Regions from separate parts of the Homo sapiens genome. Here regions 2, 3, 4 and 5 are each linked to region 1. Evidence: chromatin contacts called from ENCODE Hi-C or POLR2A ChIA-PET data. All regions are on one chromosome and are shown on one strand. The core of a region is the stretch at or near the end of the contact, and the rest is flanking DNA. Distances in the headings are between cores, read along the strand shown. Region 1 has its middle 16 kb from the start of OR5B21. Region 2 has its middle 4.1 kb from the start of MPEG1. Region 3 overlaps CTNND1 (catenin delta 1). Region 4 holds the start of FAM111B (FAM111 trypsin like peptidase B). Region 5 overlaps ZDHHC5 (zDHHC palmitoyltransferase 5).

Region 1 (2,700 bases), core at 200-2,699:
GTCTTTAGATTGATAGAGGAATAGTACTACTTGGGAGAGCTGAAATGGATTAAATGTTTCTTGCCAAACTTTATTATATCTATGTCCTTTGTTGGAATGGATAATAAGGGGGTTGTGAGAGTTACAAGGAATTGGCAACAGTTAATTCTATAAAATAGGAACTCCAAATGCATGTAAGATATGTGGGAGGCCACACAGATACGGAACCATCTGGCCTCTATCCTGTTTGGCTGTCTGAGAGCGCCAGACTATGCAGAACACACATTCAACTTTTAAACATCCTCTTTGCAATGTCTTCACTCAACGATGTCACACGCAGGTGTTAATATGGCAATGTTCTTGGTTGCCTTGGCAATTTGACAAAATAAACTTGGAGTTTTAGCCCTTAAAAAGAAATGTACAGGTGCTAAAACTTTTTTAAAAAGGATTAGCTATTTTGAGATTCAATAGAATTTAACTATTTTTAAATGTCAAAGAAAATCCAGAGTTCACTAAGATGTAATTAAGAAGTGAAAACACTTTCTTCCCACATTGAACGGAAGTGGTTTTATTTGCTCAAAAAGAGATACTGACTTCAGGACCAGTGTTTTAGCAATAAGGAAACTACTCACAAGTAAAAAGTTCTGCTTTTTAAAAACCCTGGAAATGCCATTACTAAAATTGATCACGTACTTATTTACTTTTGGTTTTGAGTAACTTCTAGGATGTTTAAAAAATAAAACCCACCCTCACAGGACAGGGATTTTCCACCAGTGAATATAAACATATAGAAAGGAATATGCTCTAGAGTTGGCACTGTATTCTCAAAGGGGAGTCCCTCAATTAGTTTGGTCAGTTTTTCTTTGAAGTAAATTTAGTCTCTTCCAAGGTAATACTTTGATAAAGACAACAATTATTTTTCCATCCAAGTTCTATCACACACTCTTCTTGGAGTTGTAGGATGGCTGCCAGCGCATGCTTCTTGTTTCATAACCAGTAGGGGGAGCAAGAGTGCTTTTATCGAGCATTTGCAAGCAAAAGTTCTGGGATTCATCCTCACTGGTCTAGCCTAGGTCACATACCAGTAATTTTTGCTGGGGGAATGGATTCTGCAGCTTGGCTTAAACCAAACTGAATTATTTCCAAAGTTACAAGCAGGACTAAGTTTCCCGAAAGCACAAGGGCTTTGTGGAGGAGATGTGAATACTTTAAAAGCTGGATATTGGTAAGAAGCGGGAAGAGGACAATGAATCTTGAATTCGTGTGTTCAAAAGTGAAAATATTGGAGTTTCTGAGTTTCAAGGTAATGTAGAAGGTAAGCAAGCAGGCATTGTCAGTATCCTGAGGGATCATGTCCAAGAACTTTACAGAACCCAAAGGCAGAGGAGAGAGCCAGGAATGCTGGTGTCCTGAGGAACATGCGGCAGTGGCACTGCTCTTCCTGGGCCCCTAGGGGCGCACCACTGAGAAGCATCAAAAGCACCTTCAGTTTGGCAGTCTGGAAAAGGAGATCTTGCAGCTGAAATCAAGGTGAGAAAGAGTAGCAGCTTCCTTTAGAGGCGAGTGTCTTAGGCATAAGCACGTCCTCAATAAGGCAGTGGTGGCAGCCACTGAAATATGACACTGAAAAAGAGATTGCCTGTCCCCAAAATATTGTGGAGGTTGTGTTACTAGGTACCATCAGTGCAGCACATTAAGTGCTGGGAACACAGAGCTCAGTGGGGAAATGGAAATCTCTTGGGATCCACAGGATAAAAAAGAAAGAAATCTCAGGTAAAAGCTGGTGCTTGGGTTGTACTTGTTGCAAATTTATAACTTTGCCAGAAGGCAGTGTTGTCTCAAATTTATAAGAAAGGAGACAGTTTATGTAGGACATTCCCCTACCTTAGATATAGTCAGCGTATAGTGCCTAAATTGATTTTCCGTGGGGAGAAGTCTCCTAACTGTGTTTAGGTTCATAGACCATGGATTACGGACAATTGCATAAACTTCCTGGCACCCTGTTGAGAGCCATCCATCTTCCCTTCCTATTTTGGATATCATTAAATCACAATAAATACTGTATTATGGGAATAACATTTTTCCTGGGATAAGTACCTCCATTCTAGCGAGAGATATCTCAGATCACAGGTGTTACTGGAAAAACTCCTAAAGCTGAAAATGAACAGACCAAGGAATCAAAGAAGGCTTTACTTTCTCTAAACTTTAACTTAGAGAATTTGATTTTGGATTTTAATGTTTTTGGACTTTGATATGCTATGTTGAATAATATTATTGGATATAATTGAGGATGGGACGTGAAATGAAAGGGGAGTGAATTTCTGAGCTGTTTTTCCCCACAGTCTAGTTTCTCCACAAAGAACTGCATCTCCCATTCTTGGTCCATGTGTTTAGGCAAGGCTGACTTTAACCTCAGCCTCAGAAATAGGTACAGTCCCAGGTCTGACCAATAAAAGTACTTTGTTCTTCTGAAGGAAGGTGATTGGATCAGGGATAGACATGTGACCTCAGCAAAGCCAATGACCTTTACTAGATTTATTCAGAAAGAACATTCCCATTCGTTGGAATTCTAGTTGTGCGGATAATAAAAACCCATTGCTGCTGATAAATATTTTTATCATCACTTGGGGGAGGCTGTCTGAGAAAGAGGCCAGCACAGTGGAACGTAGAACCAAGTAATGGAGAGGCTGTGTTTTCTTTTTTTGAGCCACTCAGTTCTAC
Region 2 (2,700 bases), core at 194-2,693, 690 kb before region 1:
TGGAAGTAAGTTGGTCCTAATGCTCAATCTTTGTAGAGCGTAGCTTGGAGGATAGACGGAGAGGAAACAATGGCTCTCAGGGCTTACTCTGTCTCCTAGACTCTTCAAATGACCAATAACAGATGCTCAAGGAGTATTTATTTAATGGATTGATGAATTAGGCTTTCACTAGAATGTCCTAGAGAACTGTGTTGAGAATGATGTTGAGGCAACTTCAGGGCTCAGTGGAAATCAAGGGTATTACTGCTCAGTGATGTCTGCCATGACATGGAAGAGGAGTGTGGAAGCCTACAGGCCAAAAGGGCTAAGCTTTTGCCACATCAGGGTGTCCTTCTTCTTTTTCTTTTCTTTTGTTTTTCTTTTTCTTTTCTTGTCTCTTCTTTTCTTTTCCTTCCTTCCTTCCTTCCTTCCTTCCTTCCTTCCTTCCTTCCTTCCCTCCTTCCTTCCCTCCTTCCTTCCTTCCTTCCTGCTTTCTTGCTTTTTTTTTTCAGTGTCTCACTATGTTAGCCAGGCTGGCCTTGAACTCCTGGGCTCAAGGGATCCTCCTGCTTCAGCTTCTTGAATAGCTGAGACTACAGGCTCACACCCTCAAACCAGCTCCTCTTTAGTCCAGTGGAAGTACCACCTCAAATCACTGACATGTGTCCTCCAAATCTAAATTTGCAAACGCCAAAGAGAAAAAAAAGAGCAGAAGGGGAATAATTGATGATGAGAAAATGGATCAAGGAAAGTGGAAGAGAGAGGAAGAAAAAGAGTGCTAATAGAGAACAGAAATGAAATGGCTTAGGCCATCAAATTCTGGCCTAGCTTTTAATGGGAATATGCAACACTTCACATGGGCCTCCTGTTTTCACCCTCCAGATTAAAAGGAGTCATGAAATCACTATGTTCTTAGTTTTGTGGTCAGATCACCAAATGATCCTGGTGGAAAGAAGAGCCTCTGAGGGGAAGAAGCTGACAACGCAACTCTTAAAACGTCAGGCTAGGAATCAACTGTTCAGAAAGGAAAATACTGCCACTTTGTTCACTGATACTTTCCAGATTTTCCATAACAAAGTTTACTGCAAAGTCTTTAAAAGCCATAGTTCTCTGATCTACTTAGTAATTATTTAACCATCAGTTTTCACACTGGTTTCCTAGATTCCTGCTGAAAGGGAATTGTCCCAGCAAATGCAACTAGACTTTCCTCCCCATTTTAGACCACAGGTGAAATGCAGAAGTAGGAAACACCTGGATTAGTTCCAAGCCCACACAGAAGCGAACCTCAGATATGAATCACGGTTTGGCGCTGAATGAGATGGTGTCAGAAGGTTGCACGGGATCAAACAGAGAAAGAAAGCAGATGTGGGACTTCCTTCTTGCCTCTTTTTGGAGGAAGTGAAATCGCCGTTCAGCAACGCAGATGCAAAGTTTTTGTAGACAAGATGCCTCTTTCTTTTAGAGATCAGTGTTAGCCACAGGCCATTACTCCTCAAGTGTGGCCATCTGGGGAGGTTATGTGACTGCATATGCATTCCAGTACAAGAAAAAGCAAAGGAAATTTCTGGTGAACAGAATAAAACAGAAAAGTTGTGGGTAAAATGCACTGGTCACCACTTCCTCATATGTGACTGTTATGAGCAGTTCTTCTGCTCCTGGTATGTAAAATTAAGTTAAGCCAAATTTCCCATCATTTGCACTTCTCCTTTCACTGTTTCCCAGAGAACTGGAAAGAGAACTTCCTTGAGCACAGCAGTCACATAATCCATAGGCTTTGGGTCATTTCAGGAATATAAAAATTCCAGAACTAAGTTTTTTTGTTTGTTTGTTTGTTTGTGTTTTTGACAGTCTCACTCTGTCTCGCAGGCTGGAGTGCAGTGGCACGATCTCGGCTCACTGCAGCCTCGAACTCTTGGGTTCAAGCAATTCTCCTGCCTCAGCCTCCCAAGTAGCTGGGATTACAGTTGTGTGTCACCACTACATCTGGCTAATTTTTTTGTATTTTTAGTAGAGATGTGGTTTCTCCATGTTGGCCAGGCTGGTCTTGAACTCCCGGCCTCAAGTGATCCATCCACCTCGGATTCCCAAAGTGCTGGGATTACAGGCATGAGCCACCCTGCCTGGCCTGTTTCTTTTGTTTTTTTTTTACATGGTTGTGCATTGGTTATTTTCCTGAGCACAAAAGTGATGATTACCCAATACCCATCAGTGTTTGGTACTTAATAGGCTCTGAATACAAATTTCTCGAGTTAATAAATACATGCTCATTGTTGAAAACTCAAAAAACACAGAAAAGAGGAAAAAATTAAAATAATTTAGAAAAACCTCTCAACCAGATGTAATTACTGTCTATGCATTGGCGTACATCCCTCTAGTTATGTACATAGTTGGGGTCATGCTGAATGTTTATCATTCTTTTTTTTCATAACATTATTGTCAGAGATATTTGAACCAGAATAACTCCATCTCGAATAGGGGCTGGGTAAAAGAAGGCTGGGCTGCATTCCCAGAGGGTTAAGTATTCTAAGTCATGGGATGAGATAGAAGATTGGCATAAGATACAGATACAGATCACAAAGATCTTTCTGATAAAAGAGCATGCAGTAAAGAAGGCAGCCAAAACCCACCAAAACTAAGATGGCGACAAGAGTGAACTCTGGTCATCCTCATTGTTCATTATACACTAATTGTAGTGCATTCGCATGCTAAAAGATGTTTCCA
Region 3 (2,700 bases), core at 47-2,546, 740 kb after region 1:
AGATGGAGTCTCGCTTAGTGGCCCAGGCTGGAGTGCTGTGGTGCAATCTCAGCTCACTGCAACCTCCACCTCCTGGGTTCAGGCGATTCTCCTGCCTCAGCCTCCCGAATAGCTGGGATTACAGGTGCATGACACCACACCGGGCTAATTTTTTGTATTTTTAGTGGAGACGGGGTTTCACCGTGTCAGCCAGGATGGTCTCGATCTCCTGACCTCATGATCCGCCTGCCTCAGCCTCCCATAGTGCTGGGATTACAGGCGTGAGCCACGGCAGCCGGCCTCCACTTACTTAGATTTTTAAATAGACTACATTTCCTCTCACCAAAAAAAAAAAAAAAAAATCAAAGAATTCCTGAAGTCAGGGGGTTGAGGAAACATAAAGTGAAACTTGTTATTCCCCCTTAAGACTAGATTTTCTGAGAATACCTAGTTTTACTCTCAATAAGCCATTAAGTCCTACATTACTGGATCCCACCCACACTAGAAAGATATTCCTGCTATTACCCAGAGTCCATAGTCCATAGTAAAGATCCTTCATCCAAGCAATGATAATGATAAAAACTCAGTCTCGTCTGTAAGAACTCCCAACCAAAAGAAGTTAAATTAAATCAAATACCCAGAAGGACCAAACAACTAGACAGTGCTAACCAGATAGGAGGTCCAAAAAACAAAAAAATCACTTACCGGCCGGGCGTGGTGGCTCAAGCCTGTAATCCCAGCACTTTGGGAGGCCGAGGTGAGCGGATCACAAGGTCAGGGGTTTGAGACCGGCCTGACCAACATGGTGAAACCCCGTCTCTACTAAAAATAAAAAATTAGCCAGGCTTGGTGGTGCACACCTGTAATCCCAGCTACTCAGGAGGCTGAGGCAGGAGAATCACTTGAACCCGGGAGGCGGAGGTTGCAGTGAGCCGAGATCATGCCGCTGCACTCCAGCATGGGTGACAGAGCTAGACTCAGTACCCCACACACACACACACACAAAAAAATCACCTACCAATAGCACAGTCCCTGGAATGATTTCTTCTACTGTAAACTGACTAAAGAAATACAATTTGGAATTATGATTCTTAAGAGGTTAAGTGTATAGGCTTTGTTATCTGCCTGGGTTTAAGTATAAGATCTATCCTTATTAGCTATATGACTTTGGGCAAAGTATCAACCACTCGAAACTGCAGCTTCCTTTTTTGTAAAATGGAGGAATAAAAATACACAGGGTGGTTGTGAAGATTAAATGAGGCATTTCATGTAAAGTGCTTAGAAAAATGTCTTGACGCACAGAAAGCCAGTAATATTGTTACTACTACAGGGACTAGAGCTTGGGTGTGGTTGGTGGAGTTTTTGAAGTTTGTAAACCAGCCTCCCCAGGCTCCCCTCTTTCATTTGCAGCAGACCTGAAAACTACAGGAATTATTCACTTTTAGAGGGAAAAACAAAATAAAACTCCAGATTAGGGGTCAAAAGACTGGGGGTCCAAGTCTTGGCTCCTCCAAAAACTAGCTAGGAGACCTTGGAAAAGTTATAACCCCTGTAAGCTTCCATTTCTATTACTCTTCATGGTTTAGTTTTAATGAGCTAATATATATAAAACCATAGCCTATGTGAACTCTGAAGTTCACCAATCTTTGGGTTTTTGCAAAAATAATTTTGTCTTCAGAGCCAGTCTCAAAGGCAGCTCTCCTCCTTTCTTCCTATTTATTCATTATAAAATCAAAACCAATGTCATGGCCGGGCACCACGGCTCATGCCTGTAATCACAGCACTTTAGGAGGCTGAGATGGGAGGATCACTTGAGTTCAGGAGTTCGAAACCAGCCTGGTCAACATGGTGAAACCCCATCTCTACTTAAAATACAAAAAAATTAGCCGGGCATGTTGGCACACACCTGTAATCCCAGCTATTCAGGAGGCTGAGGCAGGAGAATCACTTGAACTCAAGAGACAAAAGTTTCAGTGTGCCGAGATTGTGCCACTGCACTCCAGCCTGGATGACAGAGTAAGACTCTGTCTCAAAAACAACAACAACAAAACGAGTGTCACAAATTTATGCTCTCCATCTAAAAACAATGACAGGCAAAACTCCATTTCCATGTCGTTCTAGGGAATTTTTTTTTTTTTTTTTTGAGACAGGATCTAGCTCTTGTCGCCCTGGCTAGAGTGCAGTGGTGTGATCACAGCTCACTACAGCATGGACCTCGTGGGCTCAAGCAATCCTCTTGCCTTGGCCTCCCAAAGTGCAGGGATTACTGGCATGAGCCACTGTGCCCAGCCATTCTAGGGAATGCAAAGGGCTTTTTTCAAAAGCACACTGGGCTGGGCAAAGTGGCTCACACCTGTAATCCCAGCACTTTGGGAGGCCAAGGTGGGCAGATCACTTGAGCCCAGGAGTTTAAAGATCAGCCTGGGCAACATGGCAAAACCCCACCTCTACAAAAAAATTACAAAAATTAACTGGGCATGGTGGTGCACACTGTAGTCCCAGCTACTCAGGAGGCTGAGGTGGGAGAATTGCTTGAGTCTAGGAGGTCCAGACCACAGTGAGCCACAATCACTACATTGCCACCTGGGCGACAGAGTAAGACCCTGTCTCAAAAATAAATACGTAAATAAATAAATAAATAGCATACCAAGCCTCCTACTGCAGAATACTAATCAACAAAATATAGCACCTGTAACACTACAGAACTGTATTACATAACAT
Region 4 (2,700 bases), core at 135-2,634, 580 kb before region 1:
AATGGTTTGCAAGGAACTGGACATTATGCAATTAAGGACAGTGACAATTGAAATGTATCCTATAATCCACTTTAGCAGACTACCTTGAGGAATTCCAGGCCAGTGTGGCAAGGAAGGGCAGCAAGACAAAACCAGTAGGAATTCCAGATTTAAGGAGACAAAGCTGAGAGACTAAGGTGACAAGAGGTCACAGGCCAAAGACATGGTGGGAGACCTGCACAGAGAGGGAACTCTGGATATATGAAGAGGGTTCCCCTAAAGCATTCAGCTGTGTACTGATCAGAGCAGCAGCTGAGAAAACTTTCCAAGGCCAGGAAAGAACCACCCTAAAACTGTCATAGTCTAACTTTCCACCAACCCTCTCCCTGTAACCCTTTTAGGGATCCCCATTTCCTCATTTCTAGATTAAGGACTTTGGCTCAGATGAAACTTTTATTGTTCGTGTGAATTGGTTCCTCTAAGCTTTTTAAAAAGGATTCCAGATCCCACCCTCACAGACTCTGATTCAGTATGTCGGGGTGTGGCTATGGAATCTGCATTTTTACCTGCCTCACTCCACAACCCCCGCCTCAAAGGCGCACCAAGTTCTTTGAACAGCTGCCTCTGTCACCGCAGGATGACCTCAATGCTTTCCTAAAGCCCCAGAACCTATGAAGGTAACCTGTGCTTGAAGCTGTGCTTGCTTACAGAAACAGAGACTGGATGTCAGTAACCACCGTGCTACAAGATGGGAAACGAACTTAGAAGCGCTACCCTAACCTGAATCCTTGCTGATTACCATACCTCAATCTGTGCCTCGGGGAGAAACGCAGCTTGCTAGGCACATGTAGTGTTGGGTGGCAACAGAAAATAGGAGACTGCCACACTCAGCTGTTTCTGGAAAGCCCCGTCTCTTTCCAGAAATCCTTGCTTTCCAACTACCTGCCCTAAAAGACCTTAAGAAGCACCCTCACACTACACTCCAGGCACTTTGAGCAGGAGCTCTCCTACTCCATTCCTTGATCAGTGAATAGTTTCTGCTCTGCTTAACCGAACCTGGTCTCCTTCTATGGGCGCGAACGGCACCGGGCAGGGAAAGGACCCACCAGGGTCAAACGACCCTCTCGAGATTCAGGAACACCCAGATGATCTCTAAGTATCTCTTCAGGAGTACAACTCTTGGCCTTTGAAGCTGAGACAGGGGGAAGGGAATTACAACGGGCGGCTGCCCAGCTCCCCATCCAAAACCCCCTTGACTTTGGGCTGAGGTCCTTCTGCCTACTGCCCTTGTCAGCCATCCCCCTAAGAACTCCAGGTCCGACCCGGGAAAAGAAAAACCACTCACAGAACCGGAGAGTCTGTCCACACGGTGCAAGTGCCCGTCAGTGCCCGCCGCTCTGGATTTGCAGGTGCTGGAAAGACTGCTCTTTTATATCTCTCAGCTGAACTTTTCCCGCCTAGAAGGGCTCGCCCGTGCGCGGCAGGAGCCTGGGAACTGACACTCTCGCTGGCCAATGGACGAAGAGTCTCTGGAGGCTGTTTTTCTCTCATTGGATGTAAATGACTCATCTCTCATCCACTGTGGAAGCCAATTATCATCACTCCAGACAGTGATTGAAGGGAAGGACCGGATGAGCGCGCAGCGCGCGCAGGTGGGTCTGAAGGCCGGGCCGAGGGTACTGCGCGCCAACCCGCCCACCCTCCCTATTTGTCTGGATGACCCTTCCCGGTCTCAGTGATCCCCTCCCCGGCACCACTCAGTCCACGGCCAGTTCCCGTGTCCCAGGATAAACTAAGCAATCACCGCCCTGCTCTTTCCCGCTCATGGGCGTCCCCTGTCTCCCAGTGGAGGCTAGGGAGGAGCTGCGCGGTAGCTGGGCGGAGTGGGAGGTGCCTGGAGGTTTCGCGCTTTCTCCGACTTTTGATTGCCAGCGCGCTGGCGGGAGCCGCGCGCTGGCGGCAGCTGCAGGGCGAATAGCCCGCCAAGTTGCTTAGGTGTGTGGCAGTTGCTGCCTTTCTGCAGCGGCGGGGTGGGCGACGGTGGCGGGATGAGCATCCAGGCGGGATCCTTTGGCGGCAGCAGCAGAGAGAGCTCCACCCGGATAATGCAGAGGCCCAGGCTCCAGCGGACTTCAAGTCCCAGAGCAGGCTGCACCCGCGTCTGCGTGAAATCTAAAGGGACTTGGCCTGATCACAAATGAGCTAACTTCGCGGCGGGGCTGGCGAACACAGACAATGCCAGCCTGGAGGAGGCAGTGGCCAGCACTGCTTAGGCCTCGTTCCCAGGACGCGCATTACTGAGTGCTGTACTTTACCCTTTGGATGAAGGCTCCAGAGTACGACCTCCCCAAACTGATATCAAAGAAGTGCTTTGCATGGGGCTTGAGAAAACATCTTACTGTTTAAGAAAAGAACGTCTTACTGTCTGAGAAGCTGAATAGAATGAGATGCCATCAGTATTGGGTGTTATTTTTCAGAAGTTGCTCAAAGAAGGAGAGAAGATGGTTAAGTGGGGATGGAGACAATTATTTTGTAACTCATAGAAGGACAGATGTTTATGTAACAGTTGATAGTTTTGGTGGAATAATCATGAGCATGTTTCTGAAATTAATATAAAATATACAGAGACCCCTAAAATCACTGCTTAAATTACACGGGTCTTGAGGTGTTCGGAAAGAGCAAACTTTGGAAGTATAATTGTAAAAATAATGTCATACAGAC
Region 5 (2,700 bases), core at 101-2,600, 840 kb after region 1:
GGACTAAACAGACCTTCAGTCATAGTTCTATACTATCCTCAAAGAAAGCCCCCCATGGAAGCTTCTTCCTCTGTGAGTTCTTTGGTTCAGAAAAGATGTCTCCATACATTGGCAGGGTTTGGAGTGGAATATAAGCAAAAAGAAGAGTTCCTGCACCGCCTCACCCCAAAGCCTGACCTCCTAGGTTCCTTAAGAAGGAGGGAGAGAAACTGAAAACCAGTCATCCAGGTCAGAGCCCCTCCCTAGTACTAAGTTGTCACTTCAATTTCCGCCTGGGGAAGAAGAGAAAGGGTGACTCACTTGACTCCTACAGCCTGGGAAGATAATTAGAAGGGAAAAAGAAATTAAATCCTTAGAACACTGAGGTGCCCATGATTTAAAAGTCTCATTCCTACAACTGGCCACTGTGGCCTCTTGAGCTTCTGAAAGAAATATTCACCTTAGTTTCCATCTCTGAGAGAAACTAATGAGAGTAAGAACAAGATATGAAACCTCCTGCAGGCCCATGTCAATCTTTCTGACTCGACTCTTTCTTCAGTTTTGTTTTTTGAGACAGGGTCTCGCTCTCTTGCCCAGGCTGGAGTGTAGTGGCAAGATCACAGCTCACTGCAGCCTCAAACTCCTGAGCTCCAGTGATCCTCCCACCCCAGCCTCCTGGGTAGCTGGGACTACAGATGCACACCACCACGCCCGGCTAATTTTTTGTAGAGACAGGGTTTCACCATGTTGCCCAGGCTGGACTCAACTCTTGAGCTCAAAGCGATTTGCCCGCCTCAGCCTCCCAAAGTGCTGGGATTACAGACATGAGCCACCATGCCCAGCCAGTTTCATTTTTAGGCAAAGCAACTCAGTTTCTTGGGGATCCTGCCAACCTATCCCTGGATGATGAACTTTACCCTACAACCTTCTGGATATCAACTTGGTCCAGATAAAGTGTGTAATCCTGGAATGGAATTCCAGTATCTGTTGCCAAAATAAAGTCTGCCCCCACAGTGCCAGAATCTAGAAATGATGCAAATAACAACTTCATGGACAATATTTGCTCCTAGATTCACAGAACCATTGCTTCCAATCAGCACTATAAGGGAACACCCCACCAAGGAGAGGCATGTGTGAGCAGAGCCCGTTCTTGCCATATCCCAAATTCTGCTTGATTTAAGGAGAGGCTTTCCGTTGCTATGGTACTTTGCCAGATTCCTAGGTGACCACCCCAAGTGGCCTGTCTGAATCTGTTGCCTTTGATGGAAGATGAGGCCAGAGCTCAGAACAGGAGATGTTGGGGCTCGTCCTTAGACTATGGCAATAATCATAAAGCTCTAAAAGCCTAGGGAGTGGTCACAGCCCAGAAGGCTGGCTGACTCATTGACAGGACTACCAGACCTATACCATCTCAGGTAGAACGGGTTCTTCTGCCCATCCATTCAGCACTCCTGTTTTCAAGACCAAATAAAATTGGCAGAGTGGGGCCAGGTATGGTGGCTCACGCCTGTAACCCTAGCACTCTGGGACACCAAGGTAAGTGGATCACCTGAGGTCAGGAGTTCGAGACCAGCCTGGCCAACATGGTGAAACTCTGTCTCTACTAAAAATACAAAAATTATCCGGGCGTGGTGGTGGGCACCAGTAATCCCAGCTACTCGGGAGGCTGAGGCAAGAGAATCACTTGAACCCGGGGGGCAGAGGTTGCAGTGAGCCAAGATCGCGCCACTTCACGACAGCCTGGGCGTAAAAGCCAAACTCCGTCTCAAAATATATATACAAAATAAAATAAAAAATAAAAATAAATAAAATTGGGAGAATGGATTCCAATATCCACACTCCTGAAACCCTGTTTCAGAGCACTCCCTAATGCATCCTGTTACAAAAAAATGGTTAAGTTCTTAGAAAGAAACACAAAGTAGGAGTCAAGAATCTTTGGATTTTAATCCTGCCTCAATTAATACTTCTCTATGCAAGGCCTTAGGTAATCCACATGAAACTCTCCAACCTTGTTACTTCAGCTACATAGTACAAACATGAGAATGAAGGAGAAAGATCTTCATTCAAAAGTTATTAGAATTCATTTTTTTTGAGACAGGGTCTCGCTCTGTCACCCATGCTTGGCTCACTAAAATTGCCTCCCAGATTCAAGCAACCCTTCAGCCTTACCCTCCCAAGTAGCTGGGACTACAGGTGCATGCCACCATGACCAGCTGACTTTGCTTATTTTTTGTAGAGACAGGTCTCACTATGTTGGCCAGGCTGGTCTCGAACTCCTGGGCTCAGCGATCCTCCCGCCTCAGCCTCCCAAAGTACTAGGATTACAGGTGTGAGCCACTGCTCCCAGCCGCTAGAATTTTTTTTTTTTTTTTTTTTGAGACAGAGTTTTGCTCTGTCACCCAGGCTGGAGTGCAGTGACGCGATCTCGGCTCACTGCAAGCTCCGCCTCCCGGGTTCACACCATTTTCCTGCCTCAGCCTCCCGAGTAGCTGGGACTACAGGCGCCCACCACCACGCCTGGCTAATTTTTTTGTATTTTTAGTAGAGAACGGGTTTCACCGTGTTAGCCAGGATGGTCTCGATCTCCTGACCTCCTGATCTGCCTGTCTCAGCCTCCCAAAGTGCTAGAATTCTTTTTAAACTAGCTGGCTTGATACTGAGCATTCAGTGGACAGAAGACAAAAGAAAACATTATTAACTATCACCATCATTATCATCATC

What was found. A loop is a pair of places that touch in the nucleus more often than their neighbours do. ChIA-PET counts read pairs that join two places held with the same protein, here RNA polymerase II (POLR2A). Pooled maps may share reads with other maps.
Region 2: a loop to region 1 is called in a map with no recorded cell type, with 26 times the contacts of the local background. The contact joins two enhancer-like sites. A Hi-C loop is called at or near these places in 5 of 37 single-sample maps with no recorded cell type and 3 of 50 pooled maps.
Region 3: a pooled map shows a loop between it and region 1 (4-fold over the local background). The contact joins two enhancer-like sites. A Hi-C loop is called at or near these places in 3 of 168 maps with a recorded cell type or tissue (CD8-positive, alpha-beta T cell and naive thymus-derived CD4-positive, alpha-beta T cell), 3 of 37 single-sample maps with no recorded cell type and 11 of 50 pooled maps. POLR2A ChIA-PET finds 5 or more read pairs at or near these places in 2 of 52 experiments (GM12878 and IMR-90).
Region 4: a pooled map shows a loop between it and region 1 (5-fold over the local background). The contact joins the promoter of FAM111B here to the enhancer-like site in region 1. A Hi-C loop is called at or near these places in 1 of 37 single-sample maps with no recorded cell type and 8 of 50 pooled maps. POLR2A ChIA-PET finds 5 or more read pairs at or near these places in 1 of 52 experiments (GM12878).
Region 5: a loop to region 1 is called in a pooled map, with 4 times the contacts of the local background. The contact joins two enhancer-like sites. A Hi-C loop is called at or near these places in 4 of 50 pooled maps. POLR2A ChIA-PET finds 5 or more read pairs at or near these places in 4 of 52 experiments (Panc1, WTC11, activated CD4-positive, alpha-beta T cell and 1 more).

The regions. Positions count from the first base shown.
Region 1 is chr11:58,523,045-58,525,744 of GRCh38, reverse strand. No RefSeq gene overlaps it. Among named protein-coding and RNA genes, the nearest start is that of OR5B21, 16 kb to the right of the region's middle. RefSeq lists a silencer at 855-1,149. Within about 2 kb of position 1,449, at least 17 of the 41 ENCODE cell types and tissues checked have a DNase peak (open chromatin) inside an H3K27ac peak, as active enhancers do; they include GM12878, where a contact is called at or near this core.
Region 2 is chr11:59,215,659-59,218,358 of GRCh38, reverse strand. No RefSeq gene overlaps it. Among named protein-coding and RNA genes, the nearest start is that of MPEG1, 4.1 kb to the right of the region's middle. Within about 2 kb of position 1,443, at least 14 of the 41 ENCODE cell types and tissues checked have a DNase peak (open chromatin) inside an H3K27ac peak, as active enhancers do.
Region 3 is chr11:57,783,832-57,786,531 of GRCh38, reverse strand. All of the region lies in intron 1 of CTNND1 (catenin delta 1), which reads right to left. The region is part of intron 2 of TMX2-CTNND1 (TMX2-CTNND1 readthrough (NMD candidate)); the gene reads right to left. Among named protein-coding and RNA genes, the nearest start is that of CTNND1, 23 kb to the right of the region's middle. RefSeq lists an enhancer at 1,776-2,276. Within about 2 kb of position 1,296, at least 4 of the 41 ENCODE cell types and tissues checked have a DNase peak (open chromatin) inside an H3K27ac peak, as active enhancers do; they include GM12878, where a contact is called at or near this core.
Region 4 is chr11:59,105,921-59,108,620 of GRCh38, reverse strand. It overlaps FAM111B (FAM111 trypsin like peptidase B), which reads right to left and starts at 1,384. Exons shown (of 4, transcript NM_198947.4): 1 at 1,325-1,384. It overlaps LOC105369315 (a long non-coding RNA gene), which reads left to right and starts at 1,896. Exons shown (of 3, transcript XR_007062680.1): 1 at 1,896-2,700. RefSeq lists enhancers at 216-265, 1,406-1,495.
Region 5 is chr11:57,678,226-57,680,925 of GRCh38, reverse strand. The region is part of intron 2 of ZDHHC5 (zDHHC palmitoyltransferase 5); the gene reads right to left. Among named protein-coding and RNA genes, the nearest start is that of ZDHHC5, 11 kb to the right of the region's middle. Within about 2 kb of position 1,350, at least 2 of the 41 ENCODE cell types and tissues checked have a DNase peak (open chromatin) inside an H3K27ac peak, as active enhancers do.